Regions from separate parts of the Homo sapiens genome. Here all the other regions are linked to region 3. The links are chromatin contacts, found by Hi-C or POLR2A ChIA-PET in ENCODE. All regions are on one chromosome and are shown on one strand. Each heading gives the region's core, a stretch centred on a gene start or an enhancer-like site at or near the end of the contact. The rest is flanking DNA. Distances are from core to core; before and after follow the strand shown.

The links. Hi-C counts contacts between places; a loop is a spot of excess contacts on that map. ChIA-PET counts read pairs that join two places held with the same protein, here RNA polymerase II (POLR2A). Pooled maps may share reads with other maps.
Region 1: a map of OCI-LY7 shows a loop between it and region 3 (6-fold over the local background). The contact joins the promoter of LINC02397 here to the promoter of UBE2N in region 3. A Hi-C loop is called at or near these places in 1 of 168 maps with a recorded cell type or tissue (OCI-LY7), 2 of 37 single-sample maps with no recorded cell type and 5 of 50 pooled maps.
Region 2: a map of naive thymus-derived CD4-positive, alpha-beta T cell shows a loop between it and region 3 (5-fold over the local background). The contact joins the enhancer-like site here to the promoter of UBE2N in region 3. A Hi-C loop is called at or near these places in 1 of 168 maps with a recorded cell type or tissue (naive thymus-derived CD4-positive, alpha-beta T cell), 1 of 37 single-sample maps with no recorded cell type and 4 of 50 pooled maps. POLR2A ChIA-PET finds 5 or more read pairs at or near these places in 1 of 52 experiments (K562).
Region 4: a loop to region 3 is called in a map with no recorded cell type, with 5 times the contacts of the local background. The contact joins the promoter of PLEKHG7 here to the promoter of UBE2N in region 3. A Hi-C loop is called at or near these places in 4 of 37 single-sample maps with no recorded cell type and 5 of 50 pooled maps.
Region 5: a map of naive thymus-derived CD4-positive, alpha-beta T cell shows a loop between it and region 3 (3-fold over the local background). The contact joins the enhancer-like site here to the promoter of UBE2N in region 3. A Hi-C loop is called at or near these places in 1 of 168 maps with a recorded cell type or tissue (naive thymus-derived CD4-positive, alpha-beta T cell), 3 of 37 single-sample maps with no recorded cell type and 8 of 50 pooled maps. POLR2A ChIA-PET finds 5 or more read pairs at or near these places in 1 of 52 experiments (activated CD4-positive, alpha-beta T cell).

What each region holds. Positions count from the first base shown.
Region 1 is chr12:92,465,429-92,467,928 of GRCh38, reverse strand. LINC02397 (long intergenic non-protein coding RNA 2397) reads right to left here and starts at 1,250. Exons shown (of 2, transcript NR_144532.1): 1 at 927-1,250. RefSeq lists enhancers at 66-125, 906-995, 1,196-1,345, 1,102-1,609 and a silencer at 1,322-1,616.
Region 2 is chr12:92,592,572-92,595,271 of GRCh38, reverse strand. All of the region lies in intron 1 of LOC105369905 (a long non-coding RNA gene), which reads right to left. Among named protein-coding and RNA genes, the nearest start is that of PLEKHG7, 110 kb to the left of the region's middle. RefSeq lists enhancers at 1,474-1,573, 813-2,012. Within about 2 kb of position 1,316, at least 14 of the 41 ENCODE cell types and tissues checked have a DNase peak (open chromatin) inside an H3K27ac peak, as active enhancers do.
Region 3 is chr12:93,440,691-93,443,390 of GRCh38, reverse strand. UBE2N (ubiquitin conjugating enzyme E2 N) reads left to right here and starts at 1,444. Exons shown (of 4, transcript NM_003348.4): 1 at 1,444-1,536. The coding sequence starts at 1,507. RefSeq lists silencers at 1,039-1,498, 1,579-1,788, 1,939-2,078, 2,109-2,228 and an enhancer at 909-1,546.
Region 4 is chr12:92,701,714-92,704,413 of GRCh38, reverse strand. It overlaps PLEKHG7 (pleckstrin homology and RhoGEF domain containing G7), which reads right to left and starts at 1,425. Exons shown (of 17, transcript NM_001377329.1): 1 at 1,282-1,425. RefSeq lists an enhancer at 1,225-1,284.
Region 5 is chr12:94,256,830-94,259,575 of GRCh38, reverse strand. It overlaps PLXNC1 (plexin C1), which reads right to left. Exons shown (of 31, transcript NM_005761.3): 18 at 201-239. Among named protein-coding and RNA genes, the nearest start is that of PLXNC1-AS1, 82 kb to the right of the region's middle. Within about 2 kb of position 1,420, at least 2 of the 41 ENCODE cell types and tissues checked have a DNase peak (open chromatin) inside an H3K27ac peak, as active enhancers do.

The DNA of each region.
Region 1 (2,500 bases), core at 1-2,500, 980 kb after region 3:
AGACATTTCAAATTTTAAATTCTTCTCCCAACTCCTATACCTGGCTCTTTAATGTTATAAAAATCAGAGGATTCCACTAGGGGGGATAAATGTTTTGAAGAAGTAATCCATTGATCACTTCCTCTCACTCGACATGTTTAACTAGATGGAATCAATACTTCTTAGCCTAGCAATGGGTTTGTAAAAAAAAAAAAAAAAACGGTAACACAATTGGATGTTGTAAGGCAACTTAGGATAAAAGGATCCTGTAGACAAATTCCTCCTTATCCCTTACCCCACCTGTGAGCACCTTTGATTAAAAGTCAGATCTGTATGGATATATTAAGTCACCAAATTCATGGAGGTTAGGGCACAAATCTTTTTTTTTCATTTTTCAGTGCATTTACTTGTCATCCAACACCTGCCCTAATGACACACACAGAAACAAAGAATCTTGAGTTTTAAACTGAGCACAAGAAATTGAAAATATAACTATGTAAAACATCAAAAGTCCCACCCACTTTTTAAAAGAACTTGCTTAATTCAAGCATATTTAAGAAATAGTGCCCCTGTCTAACACATTTCTATTACATTAGCACAGTGCCTACTTGCAGGTTTTATTTCTTGCAGTTCAATGAGTACAGTATTTCAACTGGAGAACTCGAAACAGACACAAAGGCTTTTTTTTTTTTTTTTTTTAGTTAACCCTTCAGAGAAAACATGCAGGGACAATCACCACTTCTTCATTTTCACTGTCACCTGGATTCACAACCATGCAGCCAAAGACAGTTTCAGATGGGCAGATGGCCCTAGTGGTTAATAGAGATGAGAGAGGGAAAAGAAATAAATGAATGCTCTGTTTTCTGTGTAAGCAAATAAAAAGGCAGAGGAAACAAAAGGAATGAACCAGCCAATGGGGTTGAATCATCGAGTCCCTCTAAACATACCTTGACTTTCCCATGCAGGGATCTACTTCCCCGATAGCCAGTTCAGCGTGGATACTCATGCCGATGAGCCTAAGAATGTTTGCCTGTCAGAGATAAACACTGCATTTCTGCCTGCTGCACACAGAGTTGCTGGAACCTGACAATGCCGTGTGCGAGTAATAAGCCATCATGAAATGGTGAAAGAGTCAGGGCTCTTGAATTACGCTTGCTTTATATGGGTTGAATTGCACATCTAGGGCAATGTTTGGCCAAGTGAACAGGGCATGCAAAGACCTTGCTTCCTCTCTGTGCTGTGGGGAACTGAGACTGTGCCGGGCCTGCAAACGCGGTGAGGAAAAATCCATTTGAATGCTTACTGCTGAATGGTGCTGGGCATTGTCAGCTTTTGTTTACTTCATCTTACATGTGAAGATCGCAGCTGTTCCTTTCAGTAAAAAGAAGTAGGAGAATGTAGCAACCAACCTCACATTTTCCCCTCCTCCAAATGTTTGTGGAGCCCAACAGCTGTCTTTGCAAATCCTGTCACTCAGGATTGGAATGGTTCTACATAATCAAGAATGGAGTGGTGAGGCTGAGATTGTTGGCTGGCTCGAGGTAGCAGGTGGGAATGAACTGTTCTCTTAATGGGCTCACTTGGTCTGTTCCTGCAGGGACTGACTCAAAAAAGAAAAAAGAAAGTTTAAAGGAGGCGATGAAGGAAAGTTGAACACATATGTCTTGTATTTCATACGTATAGATCTGAATGGCTGTGAAGCATGAATTCACTGGTTGTTAGAATTGTAAGGGATTTGAAAGGTCCTATTGTCTAGGAGTTTTCAAATTATTTTTAGCAGCAGAGGTTTTTTTTTTTTTCTTTCCTCAAATGAAGTCTTAGACTAGGGATATTGTGTGATAAATGAAAATACCTACATAGAATAAGCGGAAGCATCAATGGAAAACTGGGCTGGGTATAAGAAAAGCAACTTCAATAACAAATGAGCTCAGTTCTGGTAACAGGGCGGGAGTCATGAGGACTGAGGCAAATTGGATGTGCTTGGAGAGGACGAGTGCTCCTCCTTCTCAGCACAGCCACGCACGGCATAAGGATGTTTTGGTCAAGAAAGACTGCGTGTATGATAGTGGTCCCAGATTATAATACTGTATTTTTATTGTACTTTTTCGATGTTTAGATACAGAAATGCTGACCATCGCAATGCACAGGAATGCCCTAGGATGGCGGCCAAAGCCTTCCGTCTCCCACCCAGCCCATTTTCCTAACAAATGTGCGCATTTAACATTGTTTTTCATCCCCAAGAATGGGGTATCAATAGAATCTACAAGACCAAGACTTAAATGAAATGAATCAACAGTAACACAAACAGTAGCAATTTTCAATTAGAAATTTAAGGAAAGCTTCATAAAATGTTCATAGAATTCTGTCTCAATTCACCTAGCCCATTTCAACTGTAGCGTAGACGTCTGTTGTTAACAGCCTTAACATCTTTTTTGGGCTTTTTGCAAATATGAGTACAATTTACGTCATTTATTCCCACCCAATAGATTAAATGCCAGGAGTCTGGAATACAGAGAAAAAA
Region 2 (2,700 bases), core at 67-2,566, 850 kb after region 3:
AGTGTATTTATAGAGCAAACCTGCACATGTAACCCTGAAACTAAAAGTTAAAAAATAAATTAAAAAAAAAAGTGGCTGGGCGTGGTGGCTCACGCCTGTAATCCCAGCATTTTGGGAGGCCGAGGCAGGCAGATCACGAGGTCAGGAGATAGAGACCATCCTGGCCAATATGGTGAAACCCTGTCTCTACTAAAAATACAAAAACTTAGCTAGGCATGGTGGTGTCCACCTGTAGTCCCAGCTACTCAGGAGGCTGAGGAGGAGAATTGCTTGAACCCGGGAGGCGGAGGTTGCAGTGAGCCGAGATTGTGCCACTGCACTCCAGCCTGAGCAAAAAGAGTGAAACTCCATCTCAAAAAAACAAAAACAAAACAAAACAGGAACAACAACAAACAAACAAAAAAACAAAAGAAAAAAAAATTATCCACACACGCAAAAAGAGTTTGGGTTCTGGAGCTGGACTACCTGGGTCTCAATCCCTGTCCTGCCTGTTACTGGCTGTGTGGTCCTCATTGAATCAGTTAACCCCACTGTACCTCAGTTTCCTCATCTGTAAAGTAGGTTAGTATGAGTAAACAGCTCAGAGTTTTGTTCTGAAGATTAAATGAATACATTCTAGTGCAGCTGCTAGAATAGACTGGTATACAGTAAGCATTTAATAAATGTTACCTATTATTATCCTTTATAGATTAAAGGCATCCTGTAAACTCTAGTTGAACATCTAACTTCTAATTGCTTAAGTGGATTCCAGCAGCTGTCTTATATGCTCAGGAAGCTTTAAAACATCACAATTCACTGGTAGCCTCTTCTGGGCAGGTATTATTGCTATTGAAGGTCAGAATTAGTGGGAGGTCTATTTTCTGCAACTTTATTCATGCAGCATGCATTCTTGGATGTTACTAACGTGGCACACCCTGGGCCAGGTGAACTAGGGGTTGGGGGAAGAGTAGGGTGAGGATGCAAAGATGAACATGGTATCAGTTCTTCAAGGGCTTGGGGGTGTGAGGTGGAGTAGGGTAGGGATGCAAAGAAGCGTAAAATAGCTTTTGCCTTCAAAGAGTTCACTGTCCTGAGAGAGGGATGATCAGTAAACAAATAGTGACAAAGCAGGGAGACATGTACAAAGTGCTAAGGGAGCACAGAAGAGGAAGTGACTGAGACAGACTGAGGAGACCAAGAAAGGCTTCGCACAGGAAATGACATATAAACTGGGTCACACAGGATGAGTAACTGTCTGGTAGAAGAGAGGGGGTGAGTTTCTAGGCAGGGGCACTACATGCGCAAAGGCACAGAGGCATGACACATGAAAGCCACAATATTTGGCAGGGTGAGCAGTTCAGAAGGATGTTTACAAAATGCCCTGGTTCAAGGACGTGTCATTGCCCAAGCTCCTTACTGTAGCTGGTGGAGCCTGGCAGGGGGCGGTCCCTGCCCACCGTCCCGAGCCCATCTCTTACTTCCCAACCCTGGCCACACTTGTTCCTTTTTGTGCCTGGATCACCACAGCAGAGTTCTACTTCAGGGCTGCTGCACATTCTGCTTCTTATTTGTAGAATATTCTTCCCAACCTATTTTCATGGCCAATCCCTTCTCTATCCTCAGGTCTTACCTCCTCAGGAAGATCATCCATGGCCACTTTCCCTGATGCAAGTCCCCTGTTATTCCCCATCACAGCATCTATCACTAGGAATGTATTGTGACCTGTAATTATTTTACCTCTCACCATGTTTTTTACCTGCTTCTCTGGAAGGTAGCATGAGACATCAGGGTCAGGACACCAACTGTCTTGTTCCTGGTGTATCTCTAGTATCCTAGTCAGTTCCTGACACAGCACTCAATCGAAGTTGTTGAATGAAGAAATAAAAGTATCAGTGAATGAATGAATGAATGAGAAATTTGGAAAGAGATTGGTTTGAATATCTTCCGTTGGTTTCTCCAGGTCCACTACCCTTCTCTATTCAATTCTGTGTCATGGAAAGCTGCTTGTGTGGGCCACCTCAATATCTTCCCTCTGTGTTGGATTCAGTAAATAGGGCGCAGGTAAGGGTGAGAGGAGAGGGGTCAGGGTGGCCTTGAGCTGGCTGCATTCCTTCCCTGAAGGTCTCAGCAAGGGCCCTCTCCACACAGCCTCTCTCTTTCCTCCTTTCCACCACTTTAGGCCTGCGGTCGGGGGGCAGGCACCTCCTCCCATCTTTCCACATTACTATCCCTCGTAGTTTCTCTAGAGTCCACCTACATCTTTGTAGTCCTTCTATTAATCTCTCTTCAAACTACCTATGCCAGTCTGTTTCTTACCAGGGCTGGGGCCAGGTTAGAAAGTACCTTATGTGCCTGTAAGTAGCTCACACCATATTCATTTGACAACAGAGAACTGTTAAAGGTAGATCCTTCTGCAGGTGCTATGGACTGAATATTCACATGTTGAAATCCTAACCCCCAATGTGATGATATTGGGAGGTAGGGCCTCTGAGAGGTATTTAGGTCATAAGAGTGGAGCCCCTATGAATGGAATTGGTGTTCTTATAAAAGGGACCCCAGAAAGCTAGCTAGCTCTTTTTCCACCTGCTGAGGACACAGCAAGAAGACAGCCATCTACGGACCAGGAAACAGGCCCTCGCAAGACACCAAATGTACTGGTATCTTGATCTTGACCTTTCCAGTCTCTGGAACTCTGAGAATTAGGTGTTTGTTGTTTAAGCT
Region 3 (2,700 bases), core at 195-2,694:
AGCACAAAATATTTCTTATTGTTCTTAGTAGGTTTCTTGTATTCAGAGTTCCAGTTTCTTTAGTGCACTATTTTTTCTCTCTCATAGCTCAATGCCATTTCACAGGCCATTTCCTATGCTTGGCATACTCTTCCCTACAAGGTCAGGTAGGTTCTTACTCATCATTGAGGACTTCACTTATTTAAGAAGGCTTCCCTGAGTTCTCAAGCAGTTAATGCCTCTCTGCTAAAATAGCACCTTGGAGGAACCTGTATTACAGACAGCCCTTAACACATTGGATTGTAACTAATTGTTTACTGGTCTCTCTTCTCCATTGGAATCTAAGTTCCTGGAAGGCACGGTCAGTCTTGTCTTCATTTATTCACCATCTACTGTCTGTTAGTGTGCTAGGAAACACTGTGGTTAAGTAGTTAAGGGCCAGGTCTTGGCGGATCTGCCTGGGGACAAAACAGCTCCTTGGAAAAGGTTAACTATCTAAGCCTCATTTGTAAAATGGAAACAACACCTCCTCACGATTGCTGTGAAGATGAAGTAAAGTGCTTGCAAACAGTCCATCACACAGCAAACCATCCGTCATCAGGATAAAACGCTTCCCCAACAATTCAATTTTCGGGCACCCCCACTCTAATTCTCTCATAGGACCTCGCACTCTATAGGTAATCTCTGCTTTACGGATTACTCTGGGTTCTTTAAACCTCTCCTTGGTCATTCGTCCTGTTAACAATTCTGAGTCTCAACCTTTAGGTCTAGGCGTTCAGAACCATTCTTCCCGCCTCCAACTCGCTCCAAACCCTTTTCCTTCAGCCTACCCTGGGCCTAGGGGCGTGTCAGAGGTCCGATTTATACAATTTAAACATCAAAACTCCCCCAACAGCGTGTGAGTAACTGGAGAGACCCCCAGTCAGAGCTTTGCCACCGAGTTTCGGTCTTGCCCTCCCTTTGAGGAAGGAGCAAGACGATGAGCCCCACCTCAGTCGTTCACTGCAGAGCCAGCAGGGAACGCGCGCAATGCAGGCTGAGCTGAAAGAACGAACGCGTGAGCTGAAAGAACGAACGCGTGAATGAATGAATGGGATACGTCGTAGGCCAGGCCTCTGTTACGTCGTCCACCGGCGCGGGCGTGGCCACGGTTAAGAGAGACGCGCGCGCAGTCGCGCGCGGGTCGTGCCGTACCACCGTCGCGGGCAGGCTCGGCCACGAGCGCCAGAGCCCCGCGCCTCCCCTCGCGGCCTGTCCCAAGTCCCTGCCCCGCAACAGAGCGTCACTTCCGCCATCCCCGGCAGCGGTTGGGGCGGGGCGCACGGGGGAGGGGGCCAGGTCGGAGGGAAGCCCGCCCGTGCCCGAGCCCGCGCCCGAGCAGGGACTACATTTCCCGAGGGGCCTCGGCGGCGGCTGCGGCGACGGGCGCGGCAACGTCCCCCGGAAGTGGAGCCCGGGACTTCCACTCGTGCGTGAGGCGAGAGGAGCCGGAGACGAGACCAGAGGCCGAACTCGGGTTCTGACAAGATGGCCGGGCTGCCCCGCAGGATCATCAAGGTAACCGCCCAGGCCGGCCTCCAGCTCTTCGCTCTGCTCTCGTCGGCTCAGCTGGGCAGGCAGCGCGGCCTCTCGCCTCCTTCGGCCCGCGGCCCGCTCTGGGAGGCCCGAGGCGGCGCGGAGAGGGGTTGGCCGCGGCGGCGAGGGAAGTCGGGTGCTGAGGAGGGGGCGCCGGGGAGACTTCCGGCCGCGGCGGGGCAGCCGGACAGCGGGGACCCGGGGCTTCCAGGCGGCTGCCCGGCGGGCCAGGGAGTGCTGTCCCACGCCCCGGCGGAGGGTGGGGCGGCAAGGCTGGGGGTCTCTGGGCTTGGGCGCGGGCCTCCATAGCTTCTGAGACCACCCCCCCGCCGGAGGCCGCGGGCGCGCGGGAATCGCGGCGGGGCTCGGGCGCCTGGTGGGGATTGTGGCCCGACAAGGTCCCTCGGCAGCCAAGCCCCTCTTCTCCGCCCCGACGGGGCCGCGGAGGTGCGGCAACCGCGGGTGCAGAATGAATGAACCGGGAGGGTCAGGCCGGGCGGGGCCCTGCGCCCCGGGAAGTGGCTCTGGGAGGCCCGCGCGTCCTGCCGCGGTCAGCACATGCTCGCCCCTGGTTGCCGCGGCTGCCTGGGTCCCGGGACGTGGGGGCCCCGCGCCCCGCTGCCCTTGCTTCCGCGATCTCTCTCTTCTGAATACGTTTCCGCTCGTTTATCTCTGCGAAGTGATTTTACTCTGGTTGGCAAACTCTTTCAGAGCTGTTCCGAGGAAATAGTTTTAACACAAGGCTGGGGGAGGGCCGCAGTTATGGGGGATTCTCTTTCTCTCTCCTCTTCTCTCCTCTCCTCTCTTTTTCGTAGATATGAGGCCTCGCTATAGTGCCCAGGCGGCTTCCAAAACTCCTGGCTTCAGAGATCTTCCTACCTTGGCCTCTGTGGGGGATCTCGTGAAATCTTTTGCCCCTCAATTTTGTGCGTTTTAATTATTAATTGGCTGTTTATGAATACTGTGTTTTGACAAGTATGTATGGAACCATGACATTTTCGATTCTTTGATTTTGTAAAGTCTTAAGGAAATATCGACAAGTCTTCAGACGTGAGATATTCCTTGTCATCACAACAACTAAACCTTAAATTTTTGTGTCGGTTTTTATGAAGGAAATTAGTTGCACATTTATGTGACTAAATGCGC
Region 4 (2,700 bases), core at 176-2,675, 740 kb after region 3:
CTGGAGAGGTATGAAATGGTCCCTCCCTACCATTGATAAAATAAGGTACATTGTTGCTACATGGAGAGGCCAGTTCCTCATTCTCCCAACAAACAAATGCTGAGCTGAGCATCAAATCTATAGGTACTTTCTTTCTTTTTTTTTTTCTTTTTAGAGATGGAGTCTGGCTCTGTCGCCCAGGCTGAGTGCAGAGGTGTGATCATATCGCACTGTAACCTCAAACTCCTAGCCTCACAGAATCCTCATGCTGCAGTGCTCCTGAGTAGTTGGGGCTATGGATGCTTACCACCCCACCCAGCTAATTTTGAATCAATAGGTACTTTCACACATACATACAATCAGGGCCGTTCTATTATTTTTCTCCTTTAGAAGACTGTCCAAGTTCTAGGCAGCAACAATGTTAAAGGAATTCAGTATATTTGCATAGGCACTTGCATAATAGTTAGATCAGATTTCTTAGTCTTTGGGTTTCCCCTCTGTCCTTCTGGCCTTTTCCTCTCCTCTTTTGAGGGGTTAGGATACGGCTTTGGGTTTCCTTTGTAGTCGTTCAGACACAGGGGTGTAGCTGCTGGTAGGAAGTTATTTATGGCCAATAGGATTCACATCGGTAAGAATTATTTATTAGCCACTGTCTTAAATATTGGAACCAAGGCAATAGTAACTGCCGACATGATGCACTGCGGAAATGGAGAAACTTTAAAAACAGCAGGGCTTAGGGAGGTGGTTTGCAGAAAGGCAGGAAGAGCTCAAGCACCAGAAGAAATGGGTCTGGTTTCTCTTCCAGTATCACCGCCAATTGGCTGTGTGACCTAGGACAAGCCACTTCTCCTCTGCCAACTGCCATGCAGCATTTACCAAGAGGACATCAAAGAACCTCCCTCACAGGCCTGTTGCAGAAATTAAATGAGATAATGGCTAAGGCTCCTGGGAAGCTTTCCCTAAATGACTACACCCAGTGGATCTGGTAGAATCAAAAGTTAACAAGTCAATCCATTCATGCTAACTCTTCTTTATGTTTAAAAGAGGAAATTAATACATGGTCACCATAAAGAAAATTCACCAACCTTTGACCTTCCAAGCTTTGAGAATCCAGCAAACACCCACCCACACTGTTGGGGAAGCCATCTCACTGTACTAGAAATGAAACCATTGCAGGTTAATGATTCACTAATTCTAATGAGACCTGGAGAGATCAGCAAAACAAGCGAAACTGATAGCAATAGGACAAAAGGAAAGTGCAAGAGAGAAACCCAGAAAGCAGCTGAATGTTGCCTTTAATACCTGTAAGATGGTCTGTCCCTGAAGGCAACTGCACCCAGGTGGGTCCCGAGGCTCCTCAGAACCCGCAGATCCAGAGTGAGCTGCCAGGCGAGGGCTCGGAGCAACAAGTTCCACACCTGTAACAATGCGTCCTCCTGGCTGAGTGAAAGCAACCTTGCTACCAGCTGCAATGAGGAACTGGTCTCTCCCCTCCTTAGAGACATTTCCAGTTATTTGTTTATGAAAAAGCCTAAAGGGAAGCCAGCTCAGAATCTAAGGCAGCCTAAGAACAAGTCAGGTAAACAACGGCTGATCAAATACAGAAATGATGCAAATGTAACTTTTTACTTCCTCTTGAGGCATTCAACAAATCATCACTCATAGTTCAGTGAAGCAGTTCTAGGTTTCTATTTCATTTATTTTCTCTAAGGTTGTGAGATGCATTCTTTGGGACTCTACTTTCTTCACATCATAAAACATTTTGTGTTGATCTATTTTATTAATGACTTGCTTTGATAAGCATTGAATAGTAGAGGAAATGATTAGAGCACCAGGGAGTGAATTTGTGAACATTAGTTTTCAAATAATTAAAATGCAAATGGAAGAGCATTTATATCTACCAGTATTCTCATTAGATCAGTACCCCAAAGAATATTTATTTGATGCCTAGGTGGAGATAATGCATATGTATGCAGCATTAAACAAAAATGTCTATAGACTTTCCCAAAACAAAGTTGAAGTAATTCTAATGAAGTCTAATTCACTGAAGTTTTCATTGATTGGACTCATTACAGATACTTACTGTGAAGGTTCCCTGAGGTCGGTAGTTCTTAAAGTAGGGTCCCTGGACCAGCAGTATCACTATGACTTGAGAACTTGTTAGAAAGGAAAAATCTTCCCCCTCCATGCTCTCCAACCCCTGGAACTCTGGGATGGGGTCAGAAGTCCGTGGTTTTTTTTTGAGACAGGGTCTCACTCTGTCACTCAGGCTGGAGTGCAGTGGCACGATCTCAGCTCACTGCAACCTCCACCTCCTGGGTTCAAGCGATTCTCCTACCTCAGCTTCCTGTGTAGCTGAGATTACAGGTGCACACCACCAGGGCCCGGCTAACTTTTGTATTTTTAGTACAGACGGGGTTTCACCATATTGGCCAGGCTGTCCGAACTCCTGACCTCAGGTGGTCCACCCACTTCGGCCTCCCAAAGTGCTGGGATTACAGGTGTGAGCCACTGTGCCCAGCCAGAAGTCTGTGTTTAACAAGACTTCCAGGTGATTCTTACATGGGTTAAAATTTGAGAACCACTGCCCTTAGAGGAAAAGAAAAAAAGGTCTAACTTATAGATGTTGGCCTTGTGATAAACTTTATATTAGTCTTTAATTCTCTCATATTGATCTTACTAGAACATCATTTACTTAGAACTTTGAAAAATGACTTGATC
Region 5 (2,746 bases), core at 171-2,670, 820 kb before region 3:
AAATCATATATAAGTTTAAAGTTAGAAAGTAGACCCACAATGGGTTTTCCAAGACAATGAATTATTCAATATTGAATTCATGATCCAAAAAAAACCCACAATAAAAATTCAAAGTAATAATAATAGAGATGATAGTGATGATGATAACACTATGAACATCAGGCAGTCACTGGGCTAAAAATGAAAACGTAGAGACTTACATGCATATCTTCAGTGAAGATGTGGGTGAAGCCACCTGACTGAGAGGAAGGAGACACTTTTATTATTCATAACATCCAAAGGAAATGAAGAGTGTATTTTTGTTATAATACCCAAGTCCGTTTTAATAAAGTAGAGACACTATTTGCTAATCTGAAGCGCCCCTGGGTTTATGGTGGCTGCGTATTCTCTAATACATAATAAATAATTATTCAGCTTTCAAGAAACGCCACTGAATTCCGAAAGCCTCTAAGAATAATAATTATCATGGCATTAGTTCCAGGTTTGGTAGATGAAGGTATCATCCCACGTTTTAGAAGAAGTGATTTAAGAGTTAAAGAAGGGGTCATTGATGAAGATTATGCAAATATCAGACCCCTCTTCAAGCAATTTACCTTCTAAAGATAAAGACTAAATTACGTTGTTAAGTTTTACAAGTCTTACCTAAGTAGCATCTACTGTTTCAATACACAATGATATTGAAAGACAGGGGGTAGTTAAAAGCATAGAATCTGGACCAAACTACTTGGGTTCCAGTCCTGGTTTTAATCACATACTGGTCACATGACGTGGGATGTGTTACCTAACCTCTCTGTGTCTGACTTGCCTCATCTCTGAAATGGGGACAGTAATGGTTCCCACCTCAGAGGTTTAGTGTGAAAATAAAATGGGTGCAGAGTAAGTGCCCTGTGTCAGTTATCATTACTGGTTTTATTCCTAATTTATAGCAAACTAGACCACAATGCTATCACCCCACTGGTTTCTAAATGCTAGGTAGCTCTGGAATATAAAAAGGGTTTATAGTGTATCATCAATCTTATTAAAAATCAATGGTTAAACTTTAAAAGTATGTTAAGCAATACTTTAAGTCCACAGAATGAGACTCTAAACTCAAAACATTCAAGTTTTTCTTCTTTTTTGATAATAATAGAAACTTTGAGCTAATTTTATATCTTGTGAAGTAAATTTCTTCTGTAGAGAATTTTGCTTCATAGTTTCAAATCTGCAAGCCCAAGCAAAAGACCTGAAACTATTTTGGCCATATCCTCCCCTAGTAAAAAGCAAAAAAGCCCCAAAAAAACAAACCAAAAAAACCCCCAGACCCTAGGTTTGCATTTTCTGGTTCTTAATATTTTTCTGCTGAACCAACTTCATGTAAATAGACAGGAGAAACAGGTTGATTCTTAATCGTAAATACGGAAGTGCCGCCCTGGTTCTCTCTGTGTGTTTTTTTGTTTGTTTTGTTTTTTTGAGACGGAGTCTTGCTCTGTCGCCCGGGCAGGAGTGCAGTGGCGCGATCTCGGCTCACGGCAACCTCTGCCTCCCGGGTTCAAGCAATTCTTTATTTTTTTTTGAGACGGAATCTCCCTCTGTCGCCCAGGCTGGAGTGCAGTGGCGTGATCTCGGCTCACTGCAACCTCCGCCTCCCAGGTTCAAGCAATTCTTTTTATTTATTTATTATTTTTTTTGAGACAGAGTCTCGCTCTGTCGCCCAGGCTGGAGTGCAGTGTGGCGCTATCTCGGCTCACTGCAAGCTCCGCCTCCCAGGTTCACACCATTCTCCTGCCTCAGCCTCCCGAGTAGCTGGGACTACAGGCGCCCGCCACCATGCCTGGCTAATTTTTTTGTATTTTTAGTAGAGACGGGGTTTCACTGTGTTAGCCAGGATGGTCTTGATCTCGGGTTCAAGCAATTCTCTGCCTCAGCCTCCCGAGTAGCTGGGATTACAGGTGCACGCCACCATGCCTGGCTAATTGTGTATTTTTAGTACAGACGGGGTTTCACCATGTTGGCCAGGCTGGTCCCTAACTCCTGACCTCAAGTGATCCACCCGCCTCGGCCTCCCAAAGTGCTGGGATTACAGGCTTGAGCCACCGCGCCTGGACCCGTGGCTCTCTGAGTTTTAAGGCTGCTTCCTCCTTTCATTCAAATTTCCCTTTTCTTCAGCTTAGATCCTCTGCCTACCCTTATTTCTTCTCCTACTTTATGCAAAGCAAAGAAGAGTCAATAAAATAAAAAGCAAGGCTTTAAAAGCCAAAACCGACAGGCAGAGCAAAGAACCCTGGCCTCCTTTGAGAACCTACAATCTCCTCTGGATTTTGCCTGTTGCTTTTTTGTAGGTGCTGAACACCCAAATCCTACCCCCACAGCCCCCAACCTCCAGGCCTAGAGGATTCGGCTTCTGATCAATCCATAAAGAGCCTAATTAATACCAGGACTTATCTGCAGCCTGGAATGCATTTAAGTGGCATTGTCTTCTTACGATCTGTTTCCCTGTTCTATCTTTTCTTAATTATTATAAAATCAGTTTTGACTTAGGTCTTCTTGAAAGGGTTCTGACAAATTTATGCATGTTTTTTCCTGGGTTCTCTCCTTTAAACAACTTCTGACTTCAATTTTTATGACTTTCCCAGTTGTTTTTCAAGATTATACACAACACTGAGTTAAATCAGTTTGCCTCCTTTGCAACTATCTCTCTTCTCCTAAAATAAGGTAGCATTGTTCCTGGGATCTTTTTTTTTTTTTTTTTTTTGGAAACACTCAACTT